2 separate regions of the Homo sapiens genome follow, and region 1 is linked to region 2. A link is a contact called in ENCODE Hi-C or POLR2A ChIA-PET data. All regions are on one chromosome and are shown on one strand. Each heading gives the region's core, a stretch centred on a gene start or an enhancer-like site at or near the end of the contact. The rest is flanking DNA. Distances are from core to core; before and after follow the strand shown.

What was found. Hi-C counts contacts between places; a loop is a spot of excess contacts on that map. ChIA-PET counts read pairs that join two places held with the same protein, here RNA polymerase II (POLR2A). Pooled maps may share reads with other maps.
Region 1: a loop to region 2 is called in a map with no recorded cell type, with 2.0 times the contacts of the local background. The contact joins the promoter of IZUMO1R here to the enhancer-like site in region 2. A Hi-C loop is called at or near these places in 1 of 168 maps with a recorded cell type or tissue (Caco-2), 1 of 37 single-sample maps with no recorded cell type and 2 of 50 pooled maps. POLR2A ChIA-PET finds 5 or more read pairs at or near these places in 2 of 52 experiments (HEK293 and naive thymus-derived CD4-positive, alpha-beta T cell).

The regions. Positions count from the first base shown.
Region 1 is chr11:94,301,432-94,306,681 of GRCh38, forward strand. It overlaps IZUMO1R (IZUMO1 receptor, JUNO), which reads left to right and starts at 3,149. Exons shown (of 5, transcript NM_001199206.4): 1 at 3,149-3,448; 2 at 4,200-4,343; 3 at 5,082-5,250. The coding sequence starts at 4,206.
Region 2 is chr11:94,181,403-94,186,311 of GRCh38, forward strand. It overlaps PANX1 (pannexin 1), which reads left to right. Exons shown (of 5, transcript NM_015368.4): 5 at 1-566. Among named protein-coding and RNA genes, the nearest start is that of PANX1, 55 kb to the left of the region's middle. Within about 2 kb of position 2,514, at least 6 of the 41 ENCODE cell types and tissues checked have a DNase peak (open chromatin) inside an H3K27ac peak, as active enhancers do.

The DNA of each region.
Region 1 (5,250 bases), core at 1,899-4,398, 120 kb after region 2:
TGCAAACAAATGTTGAACCCTAGTTAATGATATGCATGTTTGAATTACTTAGGAAGACATCAGTTTACTGATATCTGCAATTTACTTTGAAATACATAAAAAATAATAAGACTGATACCTGAATAGAGAGAAGGATGGTTGGCTAAATATATAATAAAGAAAATATAATAAAATGGTAATGGTGAAATCTAAGTGGTGGGCATATGAGAGAGAGTTCACTATAAAATTATCTCAACTTTATGTTTGAAAACTTTCATAATTAAAATACTGATAAAAGAAACGAAATAATTATATGAAAAATATACCTGCATTCTTATGTTTATTACAGCACTATTCACAATAGTAAAGATTTGGAATCAACCTAAGTGTTCATTAACAGATGAATGGATAAAGTAAATGTGGTAAAATATATACAATGATACACTATTCATCCATATAAAAGAATGAAATCGTATCTTTTGCAGTAACATGGATGGAACTGAAGCCACTATCTTAAGTAAAACAACTCAAACAAAAAGTCAAATACTGCATTTTCTCACTTAAAAGTGGAAGCTAAATAATGTGTACACATGGACATAGAGCATGGAATAATAGATGTTGGAGACTCAGAAGGGCGGGAGGGGGTGAGGTATAAGAAATTACATAATGAGTACAATGTACAAAGCACAGACTTCACCACTGTGCAATATATCCATGTAACCAAACTGCACTTATACCCTTAAATTTATACAAATTTAAAAAAATTCTGAGAAATTAGATCATTATGGCTGCTACTTGATTAAAGCTCTGGAAAAGGGTGGGAGAGCTAGTTAGGAGGTTGTTGCAGTAACTGAGGCAAGAGCCGATCATGGTCCAGACAGTAAGTAAGGGATGTGAATTCAAGAGATATTTAGAAAGTTAAATCAACAGCTTCGGCGATTGGATAGACATAGAGTGAAGAATAAATTAATATCCCTATTTACCTCCCTAGACAGAAACCAATTAAGAGTTTACATGAGGATGGTCAATCAGGTTTGGGGTGAGAAGAATTCATGAGACCCAGTAAGAACTCTGAATCACTGAAGTCCCCTTCGGCTGGCCTCTGACATCAGATTCTCACCAGGAGACTCCTGGCTCTAGCTCTTCACTTTCGTAGTCTGTTCTCAAATTCAGTGGGGGAGTGACCTCAGGATGGGAGAGGGGAAGGAAGTCATCACTGCCCAGCATCTCCAGTGGCCCCAAACCAGAGCCAAGGCTGGGTTGCTTCACCTACTGCCCTGCCCTCCTTGTCCTCCCTCAGAGCCCGCTGAAGGCTGCTGTACCTCTTCTTTTGGAAACGCAAGTGTTGGTTTTGTTGTGTGTGTGTGTGTTTTAGAATAAAAATTGTCTTGAATCAGCCACTTCAAATTGCTTCATCTACAGTCAGCTTTGACTTATCTGCTTTCAGTCAGAAAACAGATTGCTATGGAAGGCTCAGTCACAATAAGGCAAAAATGAGCTTTGCTCAAGGGTCTCAAGCTGCATCTCCCGAGAGCAGATGCTGGCCGGCCTGATGGTTCTCTGAAAGGCAGCCTCACTCACTGGGTAATTCCTTCCTCCCTCCCTCCCTCCCTCCCTCCACCTGCATATGCGCTGGCTGCAATTTTAGCTCATTTCCTACAGCTTTGTCCTGGAGACTGTTATCAAGCAAGCCGCCCTTCGTCCTTCTTCACACCCTATGAAGGACAGTTGTCAGAGGACCTATTTCCATTTCAATAATTACTCTTGTGATTCATGTCTGGATTCTCGGCTCTGGCACCTCCACAGCCATTTTAAACTGAACCTTAAACCCCAAATCTCTTACCTTATCAATGCTTGGAGCTTCCTGAATATTCATGAGGAACTGAACAGAACATGACAGCCTGCTTCTCCCTCTGTCAGGCTATAGAGATGCTATTACCATTTGGTATCTGACCCTAAGGAGGAGACTCCAGGCTCTGCTTAACGTGGGGACATGGGAGACTGGGTTAATAACTGTCACTGTTCTAGAATAAAGCCAACACACGCCTCCCAATACATGCACAACCTCATTATGGCATTTAACGTTAAAAAAAAAAAAAAAGCAGACCTCACTTGAGACCCAGGCACCCAGGCAGTATCTACTCTTTTAGTCCCGGAGGTTTCTCCCTCACCTGGTCCTTAAGCATTAGATAGGGAGTCGAGAATACCTGAAATTATATCCCAGCTCTGCTACTCACCGCTGAGCCTCAGTTCCCCACAGCTAAAACAAGGAGGGTGTTCATATTGGAGGTCTTTTTGAGACCTCAGATCCTGTAGACAGTACCAGGCCAGTGCCTGGCTCCTTGTTTGTGCTCAGCATTCAGTGGCTGTGATTACCCAGGTGTGGAGAATGTCATTTTCCAACATTAGTATATGCTTTACACATCAGTTGTAGCTGAACACCACAGAATGTATTTTATTCCATTAAAAAAACGCTTTTAGTGTTTTGTTTTCATTTCCTTTGTATCAATAAAACTTCAGTGATTTCAGCTACTTCTCTTTCAGAGAGAGAAAGAGAGGACATATTATAAAAACAAAGAAATATGCTCCTTTTCCAGCATTTTTATCATCTTTGGGACTCTCCCAAGAATCCTATCCAAGTTTCCAATCTCTCCTTAGCTGAAAAGGATAGTCTTGCAAATATGATCACTGCTGAGAACACTTGTAGAATATTTCACAGGACAACGATTCCTGTATGCTAAGGGAGGCTGCTTGGCGGGTTATGGAGGGACTTTCTTTGTTTTGTTTGCTTTGGCTTTGTTTGTATGTTTAAATTCTTGGGTCCCCAAGGCCACACTTCATCTCTGCATCCTGTGTCCTCGGTCTGTGCTCCAGCAGGGACCATAGTTCCTGTGGGCTGTGCGAGGACACTGTCAGAAAAGCCACCAGGTGACTGAGCTGATGCTTGGCTAACAGTGAAGGGGCAGGTAGAGCTACGGAACAGAACATAGGAGGGGCGTGTGGAGAGAGGATAAAAGAATAAAATTTAAAACCATTAAGACTTCCTCTATCCCAGGCACAATGCCAAGGTTTTTGTTCATGAACTTTCTCTTTATTTTTCCAATCCCATAATAAAAACTTCCTTTACAGAGAGAGAAACTGACAGAGAATTTGAGTCATTTTCTCCAGGGCAGCCAGCTAGTAAGTAGCAGAGCTGACAGCCGAACCCGGTAACTTATTGTAGAGCCCCGGATCTTGCCTACGATGGGGTCTGTTTCTCTGAGGAAGCAAACTTCCTCGGAACCCACAGGCCTGCAGAGCTGGGTGAGACAGATGCTGTTTAATGAGAGCCACGTGGAGTTCTCCTCCTGCACCTGGACCTAGTAGAAATCAGACTGGGTAATAAATGGGCGGGACATGGAACTCCCCTCAGCCTCATAGTCTCAGGGGGAGGAGGGAGCAGGAGCACCTGAAGGCTCCTGCCTTGAAAGTGAGTATGAAGAGAGTGCTGGAAGGGGCAGCATCTTTCCTCCTTTTACCTAACAGATCTGATTCTTTAAAAATATTCAAGGCCATGGCTGAGCTTGAAACTGGTTGTCTGGAGAGAGAACAGCCTTAGATTTGGACTTGAGGTTGGGCTCTGAAGAGGGGGGCTGGGCTCTTCTTCCCCAGGATGTTTGAGGCTCTTAGACCAGGGTAGGCTAGAAGTTTCCAGTTTCACCATGATGGGTCCAGGTCAGGCTCCTGCCAGACTTGGGGGACTGGGGGAGCCATGGGCTCCTGGGCTATGAAGGTGAGGGGCCCTGTGTCCTAAGAGGTTGGGTGCTTGAGGCCTGGGGCCCCTCTGCCTTTTGCTTTGTTTTGTCTCTCTTTCCACTACCTCTCATTACCACTACTACCCAGAACAGAGTTGGAAATAGGAAGGGCCCTCCTCCTCATTCCTGTGATGGGGATCAGGCTTTGGATGTAGAAGGCTCCTCCTATCTGACTCATGCCTCGGCATGCCCCTGGCTCTGCAGGGCCAGCAAGGCCTCCAGCACTGTGTCAGGCCTCCAAGGATTATTCTACCTGCCCTGACATTCTGTGATGCTGCCTCCAAAAGAAGGTCCTAGGAGCAGCCAGAGTGTTGCAATTATTTGAGGGAGATTGAAGCCCATCCCCCTTTCCCAGTGCCTGCTATGATGAAGGGGGTGGAGTGGGGTGTCATTTCCATCAAGTGTGCAGCATGGGTCTCTCTGTAGCAGGCCATGGCATGCTGGTGGCCGCTCCTGCTAGAGCTGTGGACAGTCATGCCCACCTGGGCTGGGGACGAGCTGCTCAACATCTGCATGAATGCCAAACACCACAAGAGAGTGCCCAGCCCAGAAGACAAGCTCTATGAGGAGGTACAGAGGCCAGACCTGGGTATGGGATGGGGAAGATCAGGGAAGGGACACAAATGCCAAGATGGTCTCCGAACCTCATCAACCCTGATCATTTGGTTCCTGGGGTTAGGAGTTAAGCAAAGGCAACTAGATGGAAAGAGACTATGCCTTTTTGAGACCATAAGAGCCAAGCGATTCAAAGTTCCCATTTCTGAGCTGCTCTAGCCACTGGGAAAGCAGGGACCGCTGGTGATCCCAGAGATCCATTGTTGACTCGGCACAGATGAAAACAAGCCTTCCTGCCAACAGGTCCTGGGGCAACATATGACTTATGTGACCCCTCCCCAAGCTCCTAAAGGCAATTTCCAGGGATATGGGAGGAAGAACACAGCTGGCATTTGGCCTATGAGACCCTCCCACCCAATGCAACCCCAGATTCCCCTGGGTCTCTCTGGGGCTCTTCTACCTGCTTTGCCCTAAAAGGCTTCTGCTGCCTCTCAGGAGCTGAGAGCCCAGAAGTTGTGTTTCTAGAGGACTGTAGCAGCCTGTGGCAGGGGGTCATTGTGCAGGTGCCTCTGCCCTTTGGGTAAATATTGAGAGATTATCAGGGTTCCTCTTATGTAGGGGCTTACTAGCTAAAGGCATCCCACTTGCTCAGGCCTCCTAAGGGACATTTTCATTTCACCACCTTTCTTCCCTAGACACTTGCCGATCCTTGCCCCTTTTGCCTGGGCCTTTTGTTTCTTCCTCTGCCTTCAGTGCATCCCCTGGAAGGACAATGCCTGCTGCACCCTCACGACAAGCTGGGAAGCCCATCTGGATGTATCCCCACTCTACAACTTCAGCCTGTTTCACTGTGGACTGCTGATGCCTGGCTGTCGGAAGCACTTCATCCAGGCTATCTGCTTCTATGAGTGCTCCCCAAACC
Region 2 (4,909 bases), core at 1,264-3,763:
TTGGCCCACACTCGAGCTCTCTTTACATTGTTAGTTGTCAACCTTGGCTGATGGAAATCCCGTAACCACTATTTGTTGCACTGTGCCTTGAAGGGCAGCAGGCCCAAGTGCTGCTCTGACTGAAAACTGAGTTAACAAGATGAAATCTAAAGGATATTCACAGTGACTTCAATTCAGGAAGAATGCTTCCAAAAGAGCCCAGTGGGGAAATCTGACATCACAGAAGACATTAATTCAGTCACTTTCAAAGAGTTTGTCTACAGGCGGTTTCTCTGTTATCAAAGGCATTTGAAATAGGATTTTACTTAAACAATAATGGAACACAGGAGTATTTAAAGTGAAGAACACTTTGCCTGAATGTGATCAGGGCACATAAGTGACATTGGCATGCTTCATATGGCGTGCTTGGAGCCAGAAAAACTTAGCGGTTTATTTTGTTTATATTTAAGCACAGCTTTAAAAAATTCATTATCGTTTATTCAGTGTCCGAATTGAGGCCATTTGGGAAGAAAATTCTAGCACTGGTGGAGAATTATAGAATAAAGATTATAAATGGTTGGATAAGACAAATGTAAGCTTATTTCATAAACATTTAAAGCTGATTCAGAACATGTTAAAAACTGTTCCCAATTCCAACTATGTAAATAGATCCTATGTTCACATTTTACACACACACACAAAAATCTTTAACATCTGTGGAACTTCCCAGTTTTAGTCTTAGAAAGTTAGCATGTTGCATAAGTTCAGTAATCCTCAGGAACCTCCAAGTTTACTTTTAGCTCTTACGGACAGTTGTTTACATAATCTAATTACTGTTTTCTGAAGAACGGAAATTATATAAGCTGCTGTCTGCCTTTTGGAATATTCAGAAAAGCAGATTTTATTTGTACTTCTGTGATGTTTTCTGAAATGGAAAGCTGATGATAAATATCAAAGTAGCAATCAGTGCGTTAAATTATTCTGTTACATGATATTTATTACTGTTGAATTATTCTGTGACTTAGAAATGGCAGTAACCTAAATAATGGAATTTGCAAAATTATTATATTGCCGTATCTGAGATGTTCCATCACAAGTTTCTACACTGGTTTCTTTTGAAAATTTAAAAAGATTTACGAGATACATTTTCTAGGATATGATTTTTTTTTTACAAAAAGCTTCATCTTCTGTAGACTATCCTTAATTTCTATTTTGAAACGGTAAAAATTGATATTTTAGGACACCAGGAAGTCTCCAAGCCATTCCCACTCTCTGAACTCCAGTAGGGTCTGTGATGTCCCAGGCACCAGTACCAAGTTGGATGTGCAGATATGCATAGGCAGGTCCCATCCTTGAGGACTTCAGAGTCCAGTAAAAGGCAGCAGAAACATGGGCTGGTGCCTAAGAGGAGAAAGCGTAGCCACAGTAAAGGCTATGCCAGAAAACTCCTAGCAAATGCTCTGTGTTCTTGGGAGAGGGCACATTGTTTTTGTTTTCTCTCCTATAGTTCCTGTAACTGCTGGTTTTGAGAATATAGTAATCATTTTTCCCAGAGGCAGATGACCACCTTAAGGTTCTTTAGCTGCAAATCCTCTAGGTTGAAGTTTGTGTGAAATAGTCACAGTGATTTTGAATAGTAAGGAATCCAGTTGCCTTTTGAACCTTCCCTCACAGGGATGAGAGAACAAGCCTGTGGAGGTTGTGGAGCTACTGGTAAACAACTGTCAGGGCCCCAGAAGGCTGATGTGGAGGCCTGGGGATACATTTCATCTAATAAAAGTATTACTAGGTATCAGTATCAGTAATAAAAGTATTATAATAAAGTATCAGTAATAAAAGTATTATAATAAAAAGTATTATTAGGACAGGTAAACTCATCCATCTACTGTGAGCTGCTGGCTTGGAGAACGACTTTTGAGGAGCCAGTTTCCTGAGGAGAAATGCTTTTATAAAGCACTCATTGCTTTGTAAAAGGAGACAAAACTGATCCTAAATGACCACTCCAGGGTTGCTGATTTTGTTTCTGGCTCATGTCTGCCTAGTAAACCACCAGCAAGCTGCTGAACCAGGCTGGAAACAACATTGTTGCAACTGGGAGGGACATAGAGTACTGTGAAAGCAGCGTTCCAACACATCTTCACTTTTACAAAGGGATAGGCAGAGACTTCCAACATAGAGGTTCTTAAACTTCGAGGGGTTACAATCCCCTTGCAAATATTTTTATAGCTATGGACCCTCTCCTCAGATCTACAGCCAACATTTTCAGTGCACCTTAGGAGGTCATTTTAGTCCACGCCTCTGAAAAAGCTGCACTCCAACGGCTGAAGAGCAAGCCATACGGCCGAGAATGGGGCTCCCTTTGCCTTCATGAAAGCTACTTCCCCCAACACTAAGACTCAGCTGTACGTTTGCTTAGCTCAGTCACATTTACATTCTTCTGGGTGAACTGTACCTTTTGAGTACCTGCCTTCATTTTCTAGAATCAGACCTAACAAGGTCAGTAGAAGCCTGGGCAGCAGCAGGCCTGGAAAGACGAGGCAGCCAGCATGAACTGCTGTTCTCTCCCTGACCACAAGGCGTCGTCTTCCTCCAGGGTCAAGTAATTGTTCTTGTTCCGCCTCACAGGAATGTGGGGAGGAAGGACGTAACACTATAAAATGCTGCGTCCTACCTTAAACTTGTACTGTGAGAAAGCTGGAAACTTCCACCTGTACAGTGGGTCTGGTTTGCATGTTTAGTTTCATTTGTGGGAACTGCTTGTCCAAGAGTGAGCTCAGGTCAGGGCAGTTTGTGCCTATGAGAATTAGCTCAGCTATCAGGCAGGTTTTTAGACACCTTTTTAAAATGTGCTCGTGTTTGGTTTGTTTTGCTTACTGTCAGTCCTGGGTCAATCAAAGGTTTGTAAGGGTGAGAATTTTTATGCACTGCTATATCGCAAGTGCTTAAAACAGAGACTGGCCCAGATGAGGCATTCTTCAAATGTTTGTTGAAATGAATGGACAAACTCTTAGGATAAATCCTAATTTGTTGGCAACTGTTATTTGATTTTAGAAGGCAAACTGATTTTATTTTAGAGAGGGGAAGGGGAGGGGAGGCTCATTAGCCTCTTGGTAGAAAGAGGACTATTTCTGCAAATGAATAGGTTTCCACCTTAAGTAGTGACAGTCCTTAACTTCTTATTATGGAGTGAGTCTTGACCGCTTTCCAAGTTCAATAGAAGTTCAAGATTGCCTCTCAGTGATTAGGGAAATTGAAGCTTTTAAAGCTCCTGGTCTCAGTAATTCCTCAGAATAAACCTCTTTAAAAGGGATATTGATGGAAATGTACAATTACCAGTAATTGAGGTTTTATCTGAGGGGATGGAGATGATGAAATGGTTCCTTCTTGGAAGTTGTTGGCATTTTGGCTTTATTTTTCACAAATAAAGTGAAACCATTTAAAACGATTGACAACGATTATATAGTGCCATGTGGAATACAATAGATATTAATTTGTGGTTGGTTTTTCTGCCTGCTTTAAATGAAATGTATTATGTTTCTGGGTTCCTTTTTTAGCTGTAAAAATACTTCGTCACTAAAGCATGAAATTTAATCAGCAGTTGTTCTTCAAGTTCCTGAAAGCTATAAAAGTTTCTCATGACTTGAGTGGTTTTTTCCCTGCCCACCAGAGGAGAAAGCCCTTGTAGAATTCTGCAGTGTTACAAGTGTTCCCTACAAAAACTGAAACCATCAGCTCCTCTTTAACAAGTTGGCTTTTTAAAAGCACGTAATTACAATTTAATGGTATTCTGTAAAGTGGTGCTTTAGGCATAATTTAAATTCTTTTTAATGACTATATTTCTTCAAAACTTTGAAAGAAAAATGTGTTCTTTTTGCTGCATCCTTTGTAAGAAGACTGCCAACAGAGGAAAAAGGACTTTACAAATTAAGACCATCTTGGTTTCATTTCCACAAAGATGAGAACAAATCATGGTGTTAGGAAAGGATCCTTAGAAGAACACAAGAATTTGAAAGCCCTTGGTGGTTATCACTACTATATTTCATATTTCCACAGAAGTGACTTAGCCAAGCTCTGCATTTTGAGCCTGCTGACTTTCATTTAAAAGGAATGAAAGGCTGAAAATCCAGGCTGCTGTGTCTGTAGATAAAGGTCAAACCATGTTTGAGTTCTTCACTGTTGTGTCCACCTAAATAAAACTGAGTAAGTAATGAAAAATGTCTTAATATTTCTTGCCTTCCCTTTAGGGAGAGTCATTTCATGGAAGATGTAATGGGAGATGCATTCCAAAATGTCTTGAGGCTCATTGCTGTCTGCTGGAAACATAAAATTCCATAGGCTTCATGCTGCTTGCTAAAATCCAGCTGGCAGTGACTAAAGAAAGAGAGTCCTTGATTAAGGGCCCACAGATTCTGGAATTTCTAAAGCACAAATCACTTGCTTTCTGATTGAGGATTGTTTGCCTGGGCTTGGGAAAAAAAGATCAGCAACCATGTGCTACTAAACATGGGTTCTCCTGCTCACCTCTCTCAAGAGGAGGACTCCTTTGTACAATGGTTAGTACAGCTTACTATTGTGGGTAATCAGAGCCATGTGAAATTTTAGTGCCATTCCTGGCATATCACAAATATAGTAAATTCTCTCTAAGTGCTAGCTTTGACTATCTTGCTCACCAGCTATTCCCAGGGTGGCAACCCCAGGACCCTTGGATGTTGTATTAGTTTTCTATTGCTCCATAACAAATTAATGCAAACTTAGCAGCTTAAAGCAATACACATATATCATCTTGCAGTTTCCTGGGTCAGGAATCTGGACACAGCTCAGCTAGGTCCTGTGCTCAGGGATTCACAGTGCTACAGCCTAGTTGTGGAAGGTTGTATTCTCATCTGGAAGGTCAACTGGGGAAAGAGCTGCTTCAAAGCTGCCTCAGGTT